Linked DNA regions of Mus musculus: region 2 is linked to region 1. Evidence: chromatin contacts called from ENCODE Hi-C or POLR2A ChIA-PET data. All regions are on one chromosome and are shown on one strand. Each heading gives the region's core, a stretch centred on a gene start or an enhancer-like site at or near the end of the contact. The rest is flanking DNA. Distances are from core to core; before and after follow the strand shown. Region 1 holds the start of Itm2b (integral membrane protein 2B). Region 2 has its middle 40 kb from the start of Itm2b.

Region 1 (3,867 bases), core at 597-3,096:
TTACAACCCTGGAATAAAAAACAGAGAAATGACATCATTGATGCTTGCTTAGCGTGGGAGGAGTTATAGTTTTAGAATTTAAAGACCATATACCTATATAATATCAGTGAGAATGTATATTTGAAGCTGGGCATGGCTGTGCACACCTGTAATCCCAGTACTTGGGGAGGAAAATGAAGGAAGGGCAGAGTTCAAGGCCTATCTGGGCTTGAGGAGACTCAAGGTGTCTCCACAAACAAGATATAGAGTTGTTGTGATTGGGTGCTTGACTATGGGTCTATTCTAGATTAAAATGTGCATCCGGACAAAAGAGATATGATAATTTGCTATGACAATTTTTACCTGTGAATTCTAAACATGTTTTCAAGACCAAGAGTGTTTGTACTAGGTTCAGGAAAACAATACTAAAACCAGAACCCTTAATCCTTTTAGGGAATCAGCTCTCTCATCTCAGGGGAAGACAGTCATTTAAAAAAATCAACATGATGTTTGCTTTTAGCTGGAACGTTTCCAGAAAACATGTCCAAACAGCCCAGACTGCTATTATATATCCAAAAATTTTATAGGGTATTAGTGGCCTGTTTCTTTACAGTAATTTTCATTAGATCATTAAAAAACAAACAAACAAAAACAAAAACTCTCCTTACTACTTGTACCATGGACACAAACGACTGATTTTAAGTCAAAACTAAAATTACCCAAGTGACAATAGGTATTAAAAAGTGTTAGTGAAAAACGAAGCAGCACCCGCTGTTAGTATTCATAGGTATCAAATGTCAGAAGCCCTAAAAAGGCAAAAAGAAAACTTAGGCAAAAATTATATTTATATTTAAAAGAATATTACTGTACATCACTTTTAAAAATTGAATCCAGTGACAGCATCACTCAGTGCTAACCGGGGATGTGGTAACACAAAGGTTACCTATTTTGTAGGGATGGGAGCAAATTCCTATGTTTTGGTTCCAGTTTCACTTATTCAGAAGTACCCACAAAGAGGCTGATAAAAGTCAACTGTTGGGTTACATGGGAACAGCCACAATAGCAATTACTTTCACCTGGAATATTTGTTACAATAATAAAATCACCAGCCAGAAACTACTCCCAGTATACTGTTGTCTTCTCTCTCCAGACCCCAAGGTGTTCACCTGCCAACACCGAAGGCCATTTGTAGGCAAGGGAGTTTGTAAAAGAAAAGGGCTTTTAAAAAATGAAGATGCTTACAGTTGCTGGACTTAGTCCAAGTGCTGTTCAGCCTAGAAACGAAAGTAGGAAACAACAGAGGTTTAGGCTTGTTATGATGTCAGCCATTTTAGGCACAGTATTTATACTGGAAAAAAAGTGCCAAACTCGGTGGTGGCGGTGCCTGTCGCTGCAGGTTCCCGGGCTACCAAGCCAAGTGCAAAGCCGCGGGACCTCGTACACCTGTGCAACTGTCCCCTCGGGGGTCGCCAGGGCCAGGACCCCGCCCCGCTCGCTGCACACACACACACCACGGTACCCGGGAGCGGAGGACCGTCCGGGAAACCGTCCCCGCCGCCGGGACCCCGCCCGCGACCCCAGCCAGGACCTTGCAATCCACCGCCACGGCATCCGGAGGGACGATGAGCGCCTCCTCGCTGCTCTTGGGCTCGTCCTTCTTGGCCTCCTTCTGGGCCAGCGCCGAGTTGAACGTCACCTTCACCATGGTGCGGCCTGGGGCGCCCTAGGCGGCGACGGCGAAGGCTGGGGTCGCGGCTGGCAGGATCCCGGCTGCGAAGGCAGCCTTGTCGGCCGAGCTCAGGGCACGACTCTGCAGCGGAGGAGCGGACTGCGCGACAGCAGCAGCGGCTCAGTGCAGCGCGGTTTCCGGCCTCGCAGCTGGGGCGCGGGCGCAGGGCGGGGGCCCGGAGGGGCGGGGCCTTGAGCGGGGCGGGGCCTGGCTTCACGCCAGACCCTCCCTGGTTCCCCCCACCCCCACCCAGGACTCAGCGGGAATCTGGCCAGGCTTTGTGGAGGGCGCGCCTGGTTGAGCTAGGACTTGTTGCCCCTCTGGGCTGCCTGGATTTTCCGGTTCTGAATTTGCTTCCAACTAGTTCTCCTCAGGGGCCCAGTGTTGCAAGTTGATAAGAAAATGGGGTGAACTCTGTCGGTTGGCTACGTAGGATAAGTTAACTTCTGGTAGCACCAAATTCTCTTTGATTGTGAGCCCAAAGGCCATGGAATTTTTGTGTGAGAAAAACAAACAAACAAACCCAAAAGCTCCGTTTAATCATTTATTAGTAAGCGACTTAGTAGAGCATAGGAATATTTGAAGCACTGTGTCCTAGTGTCCTGGTGATCTGACTTATCTCCCACAGACCTCACCCTAAGGTGTTGCCTGGTTGACTAAGCTGGTCTTTTCTTCCTCCCTCAGAGGTCAGTTCCTGCCCAGCCTAATCTCAAGCCAATGACCAGGAACCCTCTTCATCCATTTGTATTCCTAAAATTCTAAACTGGTAAAACAAAATGTACCAACCGAGCTCATTTGTATAAGCAAGCCAAAACAAAACAAAACAAAAAACCATATTTGCCTTAGGCCAATCTGTGATTTGTGACAACGTACTTAGGACAAGTTCTTATTTTTCTTCAAAATAAAAAATTCTCCTTTTTTGAAGAGGTTTTTGCTTCTGGTTGACAGAAGACATTGGCCCACACACTGGGTTTACAGCCATGTCTCCAGATGGTCCTTTGGTCAAATGACTGATCCTGTAGCCTTCTCCATATCCTCTCCTTGTCCACCTACAGGAGTGTCTGTTGGCCAGAAGGATTCTGCTGTGTGAGCTCTGGCCTAGGCCAACCTTGAAGACAGCAGTTGAGACCAGAGTTCTTGAGCCCCTGGCTCTATTCAAGGAGGGAATTATCTTTATTTCTTTTTATTTTTAAATATTTAATTTTTATGCCTATGATTTTTTTTTTTTTTTTTTTTTTTTTTTTTTGCCTACATGTACCTGTGCCTAAGGAAGTCAGAAAAATGAGTCAAGTCCCGTGGAACTGGGGTTACAAATGGTTGAGAACCGCCATGCGGTTGCTGGGAACCAAGCCTTGGGTCTTCTGGAAGAGCAACAAATGCTTTTAACTGCCGAGCCGTCTCTCCATTCCCATATTTCTATTTTTGCCTCTGGGACTGAGTAGGACTCCGTTTCATGAAAGAGAAGGTGAGGGGGTGGATGGTTTTATAAATAGAGAAAAAAAAAGTAAGCAGAGGAAAGCAGATTGTCATTCCAGAGTCACACTGGAAGCCAAGACAAGAAAGCAGAACAGCGGAACCATAGCTCACTGGTTAGTACTAAGGTCACACAGTGTCAGATAAACAACTGCTGATAGTTGAGTCAATAGAGTAGATGTATGAGTTGGTCGGTCCTGAAAGAGGTTATTCCTACTACAGATGAGTTTTAATAGGCATCAAATAGTATGGTATATTAAAAACAAAACAAAAAACCCAGACCCTTACGGGGAAGAAAACTTCCCCTTTAAAACCAGGAGAGACACTTCCTCAATGGTGAGAGTAAAAAAATAAGAGAAGGTTGAGCTGCCTTGAGAGGGATGGTGGGGAGCAACCAGAGGAGCCTCTTCTGAGGAGGTTTTTAAGCCATCCCAGAGCAAAGGAAATAGCAGACTTCTCTAAGTTTTGGAGGGTCTGGTTAAAAGTTTTGCATCATGTGATTTAGCTCAACATATCAGACACAACAAAGATCATGGAGGATTCAGGTACTGTTTAGGACCACAATGATGGGGGTGGGGTGGGAGTGGGGTAGGTGGGGACTCCCCTGCTAGGTATAAGAGCTTCTTAACTCAAGGCTAGGTCTGATCTCCTTAGGAGCTTGCCTTGTAAGTGTAACCTCTGTCTTT
Region 2 (3,867 bases), core at 721-3,220, 40 kb after region 1:
ACTGTGACTCTTACAGCTGGGTAGATCACAGTTGGAAATGCCTTTAGATTGCATTCCTGTATACAGATATCCTGCATCTGTTCTAGGAAAGAGATAGAATTTCATGTAATTGCTTGGCACACAGTAAAAAGTGCTAATGATTAAGAGCCTGGGCTCTGGAGGCAGCTCCATCACTCCCCATGTCTAGTTGGCCACACAGACTGCCATAAGCCCTTAAGATATTAGCTAGTGTTCTTATTTAAAAGCATATTAAAGTGTTGCTGTTTAATTACACGTAGACCAGGAAAGTCACTCTGACTTTACTGCTGCCACGGGCATTTGAGTGTTGAGCAAAGGGCAGTGTTAGGCCTGTGTCTGAGGGTAGGGACCAAACTTTATCCATGTGACTACCTAGCAATGCCAGTATTTGGATTTTTCAGAATTTAATGTTTAGTTATAAGTCGAGGTGAAATCTACACAGCATAAAATTATCATTTAACCATGTCCGAGTGCTCCCTGGGCATCAAGAGACTTTCATCTTCAGAATGGAAACCCTGGACCATTAAATGGCTTTTGGTTCCTTCTCAGCAAGCCCAGCGACCATCCCCCTCAGTGTGCTGTCTGTGATCTTGGCTGTGTAGACATCGTGGTTCATCCAGCTTATGTGTCAGGTTCTCCAAACTTGCCTGTTGTCTAGGTTCACCATGTGTTGTAGTATGAGACTCGATACATTTTGTTTCCATAGTTTTATCGGGTGTAAAACCTTTCTTCCTGGGTGTGAAGGCTTACGTCTATAGATTCCCAGCATGTAGGAGGCTGAGGCAAGAAAATCACGAAGTCTAGCCTAGATTACACACACACACACACACATATGTGCCCACTCATGCATCAAACAAAAAATTTCCTTTTTATCAGTATATATTTAGAAATTCTTGTTTTGTTTTCTATTTGTAACTATATAAAACTGGACTCTGTCTTCATAAAGTTGTACAAGTCAGTTGATGCTTCAAATAATAATGGAAGAAAATAAAACCAACCAGCCCCCCCTGCCATCCAAATAGCTAAGCCTGGTGCTAGACTCCTGAAATCCTAACACTTGGGATGCAGAGGCAGGAGAATTACTGCAAGTTTGAGGCTAGCCTAGGCTACATTGTGAGTTCTAGGCTAGTCAGGGGTGCATAGAGAATTATTAGAATGTGTGACTTTCTTTCCCTCCAACTACCCATCACATAATTTTGTCCACTATATTTACCGACCATAAAAATAAAAGATGTGGGGGCTTCCTTGATAATATTGAGGACGAGCTAACCACTGTGCCCTGGCCCTGCCTGCCCTGAGCAGCAAGGTTGAAATGGCAGATATTCTCACCTGTCACAATGTGACTTAAAGCCTTCAAAGTGCCTCTTTCCCAGTAATTGCTAAGATTATTAAATTGCAAGGCGGGCTGAGGAAGCTTCTGGTGTGTATTTTTATTTCAGACGGGGAGCTACTAATGAGAAAGCCAGCGAGACAGCAGGGAGGCAAAGGGCAGAATCGGAATCGCAGCTCGCAATCTTGGCAGTTGAAATGCATTGTTAAAATGAAGAACTTGCTCACAAAGCCTGGGAAGTTCAGTGTGGATGTTCCCTTTTCTTTCAAGGGAAGGAAACTTTAAATTGGATTTTATTTTATTACCCAAGGTGGAAGAAACAGTTTTATCCTTATGATTTATACCAAGTGCCGGATGAAGTGTCGATGAAGAGATTGAGAGAACACTAAAGCATATAATTTAGGAAATTCGAATAGAATTTCCCCAACTTGTCTTTTGTTGTTCTGGCACTGACCTTTTGAGATTATTAACAGAAACCATTAACAGAAACCTTCAAGAAAGAACATAAAATCCCCTGGCTTCTGGGAACGGGTTTAGAGTTCATATGTGGTGATAGCTTGTCTTTTTTACCAAGGGCTGGTGAGTTCACCCGGCTCCTGTAATTAGCATTTTCTTGGCCTGTAAATAGAGTAGCCATATGTTCTAGATTTTTCTGGGGCAGTCCCAATTAAAATATTCCTTCCTGTTGTTAGACCATGTGTCAGACCATGTGTTCTGATTTTTTGTTTTTTATGTAAACTGTAGTCAGTTTCTCAAAATTGTCAGATTGTCAGTATTTTCCTAATGACTATTTCCTTCAAGGTACCAAAAAACTCCCTACATCCAGGTGGGGTCATTATTCTAGCCGCTATGTGAGACACAGCTGATTGACAATGTGTATCCATGGGCCCCAATATAATTTTCTTTAGCCACCTCCACAGGCCTCATTTCCCCACACCCTTCTCCATCTCCTGTGTCAGCCCTGCACTGCACACAGTCTGCTCTGCTTATTATTGTCTGTGTGCTATACTCCTCTCCTCAACACACATTTATAGCAGAGAAGTAGGCTGAAATGCTAGCTACTCAGGAGGGAAGCTGAGGCAGGAGGATCACAAATTCAAGGTTTGCCTAGGCTATAGGGTAAGTTCAAAGATTGCCTGAGCAGCTTACTGAGACTCTGCCTGAAAATAAAAAAGTAAAGAGGACCTGGGATAAAGGTTAGTGGTCCAGCCCTGCTGAGCATCTTCATGGCCCTGGGCGCAGTCCCTAGCACTCAAGAAGGGAATAGGGGCTGGAGAGATGGTTCATTGGCTAAGAGCACTTGCCGCCCACATTTGGTTCCCAGCACACACATGATGGCTCGTAACCACTTGGAACTCCAGTATCCAGTGCTGCCTTCTGGATTCCAGGGGTACAAGGCATGCACATGATGCACATGATGCAGGCAAAACATGCATATACACAAGGTAGAATTAAATTAAAAAGAACACCTAATTTTTTTCTATACTGCCCTCTGAGTCTCATTTGATTCTGAAGTTATATATATGTATGAGCATACACCCACATGCACACACATATTATATATATACATGTACATATATGTATGTACCAGTTGATTGGACTTTTTTTTTAATCACTAGGAACAATGACATCTTTTAAACATGTCTACCAGGGTGGAAGAGATAGCTCAGCTGTTCAGAGCATTCACTGCTCTTTCAGGGAACCTGGATTCAGTTCCCAGCACTTATGTCAGACAGCTCACAGCTCCAGGGAATCCAGCACCCTCTTCTGGCATTTATGGGTATTGCACTCATGTCCATACACACACACACACACACACACACACACACACACACACACACATACACACACACATCCCAGAGGTTAAAAGCCTAGCTCTAGGCTCCTATAGTGGTTTGAATAAGTATGCCCCCCCCCATAGATTCATGTGTTTGAATGCTTGGCCATAGGGAGTGTCACTATTAGGAGGTGTCCTTGTTTGTTAGAGGAAGTATGTCACTGGGGCCTGGAGGCAGGGCTTTGAGGTCTTAAATGCTCAAGCTATGTCCAATGTGAAACAAATCCAGTCTTTTCCTGGTTGCCTTCGGATAAGGATGTAAAACTCTCAGCTCCTCCAGCACCAAGTCTGCCTGCACTTTGCCATGATGATAACGGACTAAACCTCTGAAACTAGAAGCCAGCCCCAATTAAATTCTTTCCTTTGTAAGAGTTGCTTTGGTCATTGTGTCTCTTCACGGCAATGACACTGAAACTAAGACAACACCCCTCATCTGTACTGAGAGAGAAAGCTGAATCTTACGGTCTTGCCATATGCTCTCCTAGACACACACAGCAATCTAACCACCATTTCTTCTTCTGTATATCTCTTCTTCCAGACGCTTCTATGTGGATATCCTCCCAACCCCTAGAACTCTCTGAGTATTGGCTCCATCGAATCACTTACTGAGGAGATTCTATTGCCTCAAGGTGATTTGAGCACTAGAATGAACCCACAGCATTATGCACACTAGGAGGGCATC

The links. Hi-C counts contacts between places; a loop is a spot of excess contacts on that map. ChIA-PET counts read pairs that join two places held with the same protein, here RNA polymerase II (POLR2A).
Region 2: a map of CH12.LX shows a loop between it and region 1 (2.1-fold over the local background). The contact joins the enhancer-like site here to the promoter of Itm2b in region 1. A Hi-C loop is called at or near these places in 2 of 37 maps with a recorded cell type or tissue (CH12.LX and adrenal gland). POLR2A ChIA-PET finds 5 or more read pairs at or near these places in 1 of 5 experiments (Patski).

Annotation. Positions count from the first base shown.
Region 1 is chr14:73,383,443-73,387,309 of GRCm38, forward strand. Itm2b (integral membrane protein 2B) reads right to left here and starts at 1,847. Exons shown (of 6, transcript NM_008410.3): 1 at 1,568-1,847. The coding sequence starts at 1,684.
Region 2 is chr14:73,423,670-73,427,536 of GRCm38, forward strand. No RefSeq gene overlaps it. Among named protein-coding and RNA genes, the nearest start is that of Itm2b, 40 kb to the left of the region's middle. Within about 2 kb of position 1,971, at least 1 of the 3 ENCODE cell types and tissues checked has a DNase peak (open chromatin) inside an H3K27ac peak, as active enhancers do.